3 separate regions of the Homo sapiens genome follow, and all the other regions are linked to region 2. Evidence: chromatin contacts called from ENCODE Hi-C or POLR2A ChIA-PET data. All regions are on one chromosome and are shown on one strand. The core of a region is the stretch at or near the end of the contact, and the rest is flanking DNA. Distances in the headings are between cores, read along the strand shown. Region 1 overlaps CADM1 (cell adhesion molecule 1). Region 2 holds the start of C11orf71 (chromosome 11 open reading frame 71). Region 3 overlaps CADM1 (cell adhesion molecule 1).

Region 1 (2,807 bases), core at 211-2,710, 820 kb before region 2:
GGCGTTTTCAGATTTGGCCTGTTTCTCTCTGATCTCCAGTCTCTCTCTCTCTCTCTCTCTCTTTTTTTTTTTTTTTTAAACGGAATACGCTCTTCCTCCCACTCTCCCTTTTATTTTTTTTTTAAAGCAGTGAATTGAGTTTCAGGGAGGTTATTTTAGTATTTATGATTCCTTATGAGAAATAATCAAGGAATGAAGAACCCCGATTGAAGCTAATTTTTTAACCTATTATTTCTTTGTGTTAACACAGAGTAGTGTTGGTTCCAAGTTCCTGATATTATAAGGACTATAGATTGTTAGTGATACAATCTGCAGTACCAAAAGTGTCAAGAGGCTGAGTAACCAGTATTCAAAATACAAAGAGTGAGTGTTGGGCAAATACATCGTGAGCAAGACTGGAATAACCCTTAAGGGAAAAGCCTTTGCCTTTATACCTGCCTTCTGAATGCATACCCTGCAGAAAGAGGCCTGTTTTACTAAGAACCACCTCCTCTCATCTCACTGACCTTAATGTATTTGTAAAAGATGTGTCTGTGTGGCTGTGGACATTGAATACTTACATAGTGAAACCAGTCTTCTAATGCACATACTTCACTTAATGGTTTTTAACTCAAGGTTAAATTTTGATTGTGTGGAAGGTTAAATAGTTGTGAAGCTGGCATCTAAAAATCTAAAAGGAATGGTCAAACAACATCCTTTCTGATTTCCTGTAAGACACCACTTAGAGACACATCGGAAGTGCTAAATAAATGTATGGTGAAGTGGAAATATGTAAAGCAGAACACCTGGGCTGAACCTCTGATTTGGGCGGCTGGATTGACCTTCCAAAAGAAAAACAAAATTATATTCTGTGATGAGGACTAACGGGAACTCGTGATCTGATTTTATTTATTTTTTAATCAGTAGTAAAGGTGGAAGGAGAAGTCCATGCCCCAATGTTTCTTCACTTTCTCATTCACTTATTCCTTCATTCATTCATCCAGCAACTATGTCTTGAATGCTTACTGTGTGCCAGTCCCTGGCACCGTTCTAGTTACCAAGACTTCAAGAAACAGAACAAAACAAAACAAAAAAACCCCTCTCTTGTTACAGAGGGAAGATTCTTGTACAGAAAATCTTGCTATAGGGATTTTCTTGCCCAGTGTTTGCTTACAAATGATGAGAATTGCTTCCAAGACATGGAAGAATATTCTGTGAGTATGTACCCCCATTTAAAAAGCAGTGGGAACAAAGCTTTCTGCCACCACACCATGGGATCAAATTTGATTCTTTTTTGTAAACAGTAATTCTAATACCCACAAACCTACCTGAAAGTTGCAGCAAGAGAAGACTGCATTCTACTGTGGTATTGGTCTTACGTCAGTCCCACCAGATTTGACTCATCCCACTCACAATCGTTCAGCCCTCTTCAGGAAGCCCAGTTTCAGTACTATGAGTCATAACAACAGATGTAACAGCAGGAGGTTCTTCACCTTGCAAACAAACAAAATAAACGGCAGTGAAAATTATTCATGAATGTATTATGACAATAGAAAGCAAATATTTTGCAAGATGTTCTCTTTAACTCCTCTGAGAGCTCTGTGTGACTCCGTTCATTCACCAATCCCAGTCACCTGGCATTGCTAGACATTGCCCTCCTTTAGTTGCAAAGCTGTCCTCCCCCAACAATTTAGACAGCCATATTGTAGGGGTTGATTCTTGCTTTGAGCTCAAACAGCTTCTAACACTCACCAAATCTCAGGTTAATCTTTGCATTGTCGTTCTACTCCAAACTCCAATAATCCTCCATGATTGACAAAGACTCTTCAGTCAATGCTTCCTCACTTGAATGCACAGGGGCTGACCCAGACCCGCTACCCAGACATTCTGATATCATCTGTGCTCATGCTGCCCTTGAGTTCTCCCTGGTAGGACTTGAAACAATTAGCACTTGATCCACAAGCATCAAATCCCCATACTCCTTGGTGTTTCAGAATATTGGGTGAAATCTAAGTAAGAAACATGAAGAAGAGCCTGTGTCCCAAATGCAGTTGCAGAAACAGATTTGCACTCAAGCCCCTGGACCTAGTTGCATTGAGCACATCAAAGAAAATATGACACCTGCATTTCCTGATTTAGAAATTCTTAGGAAGAGAGGGAAGGTTGTGGGGACTCCAGGGATAATAGGTCTCCCGCTGGCATGTCTCCTGCCAGGGTATGAGGATGCCTTTTCCACTGACTCAGCTCTGCTCCTCTCTGCTACCCTGGAAGGGTGACATCCCAGTCATGAAGAAACTGCAAAGTACCTTTTTCTAAATAAAGGAATGCAAAGACCTGATACGTTAGTGTTTGGACCTACAGAGGAGACTGTGTCTTTTCATTTACATAGGAAACTGAAATACAGGTTCAGAATCTTGAGTTTCATCTTCTGAAAAGATCACAGAATGTGGTGCAAGGTCAGACTGGCATGAAATCAATTGTAATCTGCCAGCAACCCATTCCAACCTCTTTAAGAGTTTCCTTTTATATATTTTTTCCCTTTATAGAGAGAGCAAAGTACATTTAAAGAAAGTCTCATCAAATCAGAATGTCTTTCTAATATTATTTTTTTAATTGGTTGCTACTGTAGTGTGACCTAAAGCCTCCTGGTGTTTAACCCTCTGTGCAACTTTGACTAATGAACAAATTTGTCTGCTATAGCAGTCTTGCTAAATGTCTTTTACAGGGTTTAAAAAAATTCACAGTGTATTATGAAAACCTCAGATCCCTCGACCTAATTGATTGGCTGTTGATGATGCCATGTCTATAACTGTAATGTTCTTTAAGTG
Region 2 (2,700 bases), core at 152-2,651:
AATTTAAAAACAGCAGGAAACAATGCCCCCCGAACCTCATTGGGCAGTTACCTGATCTAAATTGAATTTTGATAGGCCTTCCATAAAGTTTGATTCCATTAAGTAGATTCATTGCATAAGGAACAGACACTTCATGTTTGAAATTCACAAACGCAAACTGCTTTGGTTTACCATCCTTATCTTTTGGAATTTTCACCTTTATTACTGGCCCAGCCTACAAACAAAAAGGTGTTTAGAATTTAAATAAAGCAACTAAGGGAAAATACTCAAATTTTACAAATAAGATATGACAAAGTTTAAAAACAACAGAAACGTAATCAGAAACTTCTTTTGAAAATGATGCACGGATTTCCATTTTGGCTACAGTAAACATCCTAGTTATGACTGAACATTAGATTTATTTGGGGAAGGGGGCCCATAAGGAACTGGAAACACAATCACTTTTGCAATTCACAGCACTGTATGGCTTAACATAGTGACCAATCGCCATTATTTTGCCACTCCATGAAAATGAACATTTATCAAGAACAAGAGAATGATTTTCTTTAACTAAAAACGGACTTTTGTATTGATTAATCAAACAATACCAGTTATTAGGGGATAGGGATGGGGGGAATAGGATACTCAGAATTTTTCACACTTTTTAATACAGCAACACTAAAATGCTGTTTTTCTACGGAGTACTTAACCATTTTATTTTACATATTTTAATAATGCTGCAATTTGATAAGCAAACTTTAGGGGAAAACAGACACAAATAAATTAAAATATTAAGTTCCCAGTCAGATAAACCAAAGACAAATTATCCTAAGGGGAAGATGACAACAGGAAGGATAAGAAAAAGCACTGCTCAACGAAGACCCTACACACACACTGTGTTCCCAAGGACCCCTGGATCTCTACCACGGGAAACCTGATCGAGGATCCCTCCACCACCTTTAGTCGTCACTTTCGGCCTAAACGAACCAAGATCTTCCAGGAAAGCGACACCCAGCGAGCGTTTCGCAACCCAGACCCGCCTTTCACCCCCAAACAGCCACCCGTCGGGTCCCCTGACGGCTACGAAAAGAAAACGGGGTGGCCGCTGGCCAGGCCCTAGGCGAGACGGAAAACGAAAGGCAAAGGGCCGAACCCAGCCGCTTACCTGGTGGAAAAGCTCGAAAAGGAGCTCCTCGGTCACTTTCGTTTCAAGGTTGCCCACAAAGAGAGTGCGATCCGCTTCCGCCGCCGCCGCCCCCATCTCAGCGTCGCCCCCTCCCTAACCTGGCCAAAAGGTCGTGGCCGACGCACCCACTGCGCATTCACGGAAGCCCCACGTCCTCACGCTCCCTGGCGTCACAAACGAAAACGCCCGTTGCGCTTGCTCTCAGCGGGCGACGACGTGCGCGGACGGTCTGCGCATGCTCGCCAGGATACCCCTCGTTAAAGGCAAGGCGGCTTCTGGCTCTTCCGCAGGCTCAGTTATGGGTTCCTGTGTGCTTAGTCATCGGGTCCGACACAGGCTGGACTGATCTGGGGAGCCGCGAAGGGCCTGCCTTCACAAAGGGACGTAACGCAAGTACTGCGGGCAGTGTTTGAATATGGCCCTGAACAATGTGTCCCTGTCCTCCGGTGATCAGAGGAGCAGGGTGGCCTACCGCTCTTCCCATGGCGACCTCAGACCGCGGGCGTCAGCGTTGGCGATGGTCTCCGGAGACGGCTTCCTCGTTTCCAGGCCTGAAGCGATTCATCTAGGACCTCGGCAGGCGGTGCGACCAAGCGTTCGGGCCGAGAGCCGTCGAGTGGATGGTGGCGGCCGGAGCCCAAGGGAACCAGATGGCCGGGGCCGGAGCCGCCAAGCCAGATTCTCACCTTACCCAATCCCTGCCGTTGAACCCGATCTCCTAAGAAGTGTGCTGCAACAGCGTTTGATTGCATTAGGAGGTGTTATCGCAGCTCGAATTTCAGTTTAAACGAACACCTTTCCTCTGGCCCTCACTTAGCTTGTGAACAGGCCTTTTTAAAATCCTTTCTTGGTGTAGCAGCAATCGTGTTGTTTTATTTTTAGATGGATGTATTTTCATTTAATACGTGGGAGTTATATGAATATGTCCTAGCACTAAGGGAAGTGTAACAGTTGATTGATTTAGGTGGTTTTATGCAGCCAGAACGATTGGATCAGGAAAGGTGTGGAAGGGATATTCTTAGGTCGTCACAAAGCTGAGCTGATGGGAGCACCCTCCCCAGAGGTCAACAATCCATTCGTTAACTCAGACACTTAACCTTTACCTTTACTTCTGTTGGCGAAAAAGAAGTGCTCCTTTTTATTACACTGATTTATCCTTCCATCTTTTCCTTGGCATTTACCATCTTCCATCTCCCCCTTCACTTTTTTCAGATATGTCTACAAACAGACTCCAATCTCAGTCGCACTAAAAATAAGAACAAAACCTAAACCTTACAGTTCTTTCAAATTATTAAATCAATTTATTATTCCTTTCTTTGGCAAAGGTTCCAAATTTTTACTTTATATTTGTAATTTTACTATTTGCATTCAGTCCCAGCGCATTAATCTGAATCTGCTGTCCTAAAATACACTGGTGAAAACATTACTTGTACAATCTCCTATCAGAAAACTGTTCATCTACTCACTGTAGTGCCCTCCTTGAAATGTGTGTTTGTTCATTCAACTAACAATATTTGGGGATCCCTGTAGTAAAC
Region 3 (2,822 bases), core at 285-2,784, 790 kb before region 2:
GGGATAGAAAAGTGATAGATAATCTAGGCTGATCCCTGTATAATACACTTATAAATACATTCTTTACCTTGTCCAAAATCCTCGTAGCATCTTCACAAAGGGCTCCAGCCACTGTTTTAAAGAGCATACTCTTTAACCCACAGCAAAGAAGCTGTAATGAAAGCCAGATAATATCTAAAATTTTGCTTGATGTCGGGGAAAAACTTCCAGGTCAGTTGTCAGGATAGAAAAGGTAATAGAACGTGGTGGAAATTACAAAGCAACATCTGAGATTTCCAAAGAGATGATGATACAGAACTGATTTTATTCTAATGAATTGTAGCTGAAAACCCAACTTCTTCATTACAGCAACCATTTGACTTAGATTCATTTGAGAATAATCTCGAGATGTTTGTTGTGGTGATCTGGGCCTAGAAATGTTGAAAGGTTTGATAACTTAGCAACTTAAATGACAAGACATTAAGTCAATCAGCTATGGGCATCTTATTTGGTCTTAAAAGTTTTCATACTGGATTTCCTTCTATATTTCTGTGTTTTTATAAAAAGGAAAAGAAAAAATAAAAATTTTTAAAGCTTTCCCTTTGAAGACTCATTAAAATATTTTATTCAAGCTTGTTTTGCTAGAGTATGTATGAAGTTTATACCAGTTGTTTATGTATGTTGACCATTTGTTCTTACCAATATCTGATTGGAATAAGCATGTATTGGAAGGTTAGAAGTGCATGGGCATGATTCAAAATCAAGTGGATTTTCTCCAAAAAGAAAGCCAAACAACAATCAGCCACAATGTGCTTTTAAGGATTTAACTGATAGTAAAGATAAATGTGAGTGTTAAGAATGGGATTTTTAGACTAGGCTGACACAAGGGATCTTCTTTGAATAAGGATCTTGAGCATTTGTGTTTTTGGAGCTCATCCTTAAGGCCTGGACAGGAAGAATCCTGTGTTATGTGTGCATGTTGAGCAATGCAAAAAACACTCTGCCAAATCCTGATACCACATGGTCTGAGAAATGCATGAGTGATTTAACGCACGGATGGTGTAGTCATTATGTTCTTGATGTGTGGGTGCGTGTGATGGTTTTCGTTTGTTCATATGTGGGCGCTTCTGTGTCTTGTGCCTTGTTCCTTCTGCCCTGTGTGTCCCCTCTCCCCTTCCCCACCCTCCTCCCCAATGTGAGGGGTCGGGTGACAGCATGCCCATGGTCTGGAATAGTGCTTGTGCTTTTGCTGCACTGCAGTCAGCTGGCTTCCTCTGGGTTTGAGGTCTCTCTGTCTCCGTCTCTCTCTCTTTCTCTCTGTGCCCCTTCTCTCCCCTCTCCATTTTATTATTTTCAAGTCTACCTGTCCTCTTGCTTTTTCACCTCTTAATACAGTAGAGGCTGATGATCTCATGAATTTTCATATCCCCAATGAGTTTTTAAATTGTTCTTAATTCAGTATGCAATTGTGGTAAGACGCAAACTGGAAACCCCTCTGAAGAATAATTTCTCATTTTCAGTTTTGGTTTCAGAATGTTTGGCCTGTGCTAGCTACATGCTCGTACCCTACGAGCACAGCCCTTAGAAAACTGCCCCTGTAGCTCTTCCTTTTCCTGACTCGTTTATAAATAATGCAAACCATGGTCAAATTCTAAAAGCACGTACAATTTTCTTATTATACTTTATATTCAGTTGTGGGGAAATTCTTAAGCCCATTTTAAAGAAACATAGCCAGCAGTGCGCATTACTACAACCGCTATGTCCACCATCTGTGTATGTGCCTCTATGTACATCTCTCTGTATGAGCACATAACAATGGCATTCAAAGGCTGTCATTCAGTCACGGGACTCTGCAGACATTGTACGTTCTACACAAGAGCAAAGCTCAAGAGGTTTACGAATGGCTGCAGGACCTGAAGATTGTGTTTCAGCCTTGATATGCAGTTTGGAAACAATGTGCTACTGTCTAACGGCGTGAACCAAATTTCTGCTAATGGGAAGAAGGGAAAACTCTCCACAAAAGCTGACAAAGCAGGAAGAACAGGATGACTGAGTTTTTAGATTAAAACTCCCGGGGGCGTCTGAACTCATGGCTGGTGGTGGAAGTAAGAGTTTCCATAATATGGCCAAGTGATCAGATGTATGCTGCTTAGGTAAGAGAGAGACCATCGCCTACTTTGTTTTTCATAATGGGAATGGTACTAGGGCCGGTGGGCTAAGTTTTTGTTTTCTGGAGGTTTTATTCGATCATTCTATTTCAAAATTTTCTGGAAAAAAAAAATGATACCCTGAAAAACTGAGCCCATAAGCATTTAAATCGTATTTGACCTTGAATTGATTTAATATCTCTAGAATTTCTTACTGTTTCTAATTTTTTGAGGTTTTTCTTACCCTGGTTTTAAATGGCCACATTGTATCACTTTTAGAAGCCAGCAATTACTGTTGAAAAGGAAGAATCACAACGGCAAAAGCATTACCTGAGCGGGCTTAGGGTATGTTATAGCACATTGTAGCACCATGAAAAAGTTAAATACTCATCTCTGCAGAAGAGATGGCTATCATGCATATATTAAATTACCATGTTTGCATCTTTAGGACTTTATTAATTGCTCAAAAATAATCCCATATGGACAAAAAGTAAACTTTCATTTGTTTAACAAAGTTTAAAGACATATGTTGAATACATTTTAATTAGCAGTGACTAGAAAGAGGCCTTAATGGATGATATGAAAGTTTCAAGAGAATACACAAGAAGTAATTTCCCACTTATTGTTAGAGTGAAGTCTCCTTTTGAAGAATGTTCTCTGCTTCATAAAATACGTCTTTGTCTTTTTCTTTGAGAA

What was found. Hi-C counts contacts between places; a loop is a spot of excess contacts on that map. ChIA-PET counts read pairs that join two places held with the same protein, here RNA polymerase II (POLR2A). Pooled maps may share reads with other maps.
Region 1: a loop to region 2 is called in a pooled map, with 13 times the contacts of the local background. The contact joins the enhancer-like site here to the promoter of C11orf71 in region 2. A Hi-C loop is called at or near these places in 4 of 37 single-sample maps with no recorded cell type and 7 of 50 pooled maps. POLR2A ChIA-PET finds 5 or more read pairs at or near these places in 1 of 52 experiments (H1).
Region 3: a pooled map shows a loop between it and region 2 (4-fold over the local background). The contact joins the enhancer-like site here to the promoter of C11orf71 in region 2. A Hi-C loop is called at or near these places in 1 of 50 pooled maps. POLR2A ChIA-PET finds 5 or more read pairs at or near these places in 2 of 52 experiments (OCI-LY7 and Panc1).

Annotation. Positions count from the first base shown.
Region 1 is chr11:115,221,229-115,224,035 of GRCh38, reverse strand. The region is part of intron 5 of CADM1 (cell adhesion molecule 1); the gene reads left to right. Among named protein-coding and RNA genes, the nearest start is that of CADM1-AS1, 170 kb to the left of the region's middle. RefSeq lists an enhancer at 688-1,496. Within about 2 kb of position 1,460, at least 6 of the 41 ENCODE cell types and tissues checked have a DNase peak (open chromatin) inside an H3K27ac peak, as active enhancers do.
Region 2 is chr11:114,399,212-114,401,911 of GRCh38, reverse strand. C11orf71 (chromosome 11 open reading frame 71) reads left to right here and starts at 1,401. Exons shown (of 1, transcript NM_001271562.2): 1 at 1,401-2,700. The coding sequence starts at 1,581. The coding sequence ends at 1,952. RBM7 (RNA binding motif protein 7) reads right to left here and starts at 1,246. Exons shown (of 5, transcript NM_001286045.2): 1 at 1,145-1,246; 2 at 52-214. The coding sequence starts at 1,240. RefSeq lists enhancers at 1,074-1,616, 1,514-1,903, 1,617-2,159.
Region 3 is chr11:115,193,148-115,195,969 of GRCh38, reverse strand. All of the region lies in intron 9 of CADM1 (cell adhesion molecule 1), which reads left to right. Among named protein-coding and RNA genes, the nearest start is that of CADM1-AS1, 200 kb to the left of the region's middle. Within about 2 kb of position 1,534, at least 2 of the 41 ENCODE cell types and tissues checked have a DNase peak (open chromatin) inside an H3K27ac peak, as active enhancers do.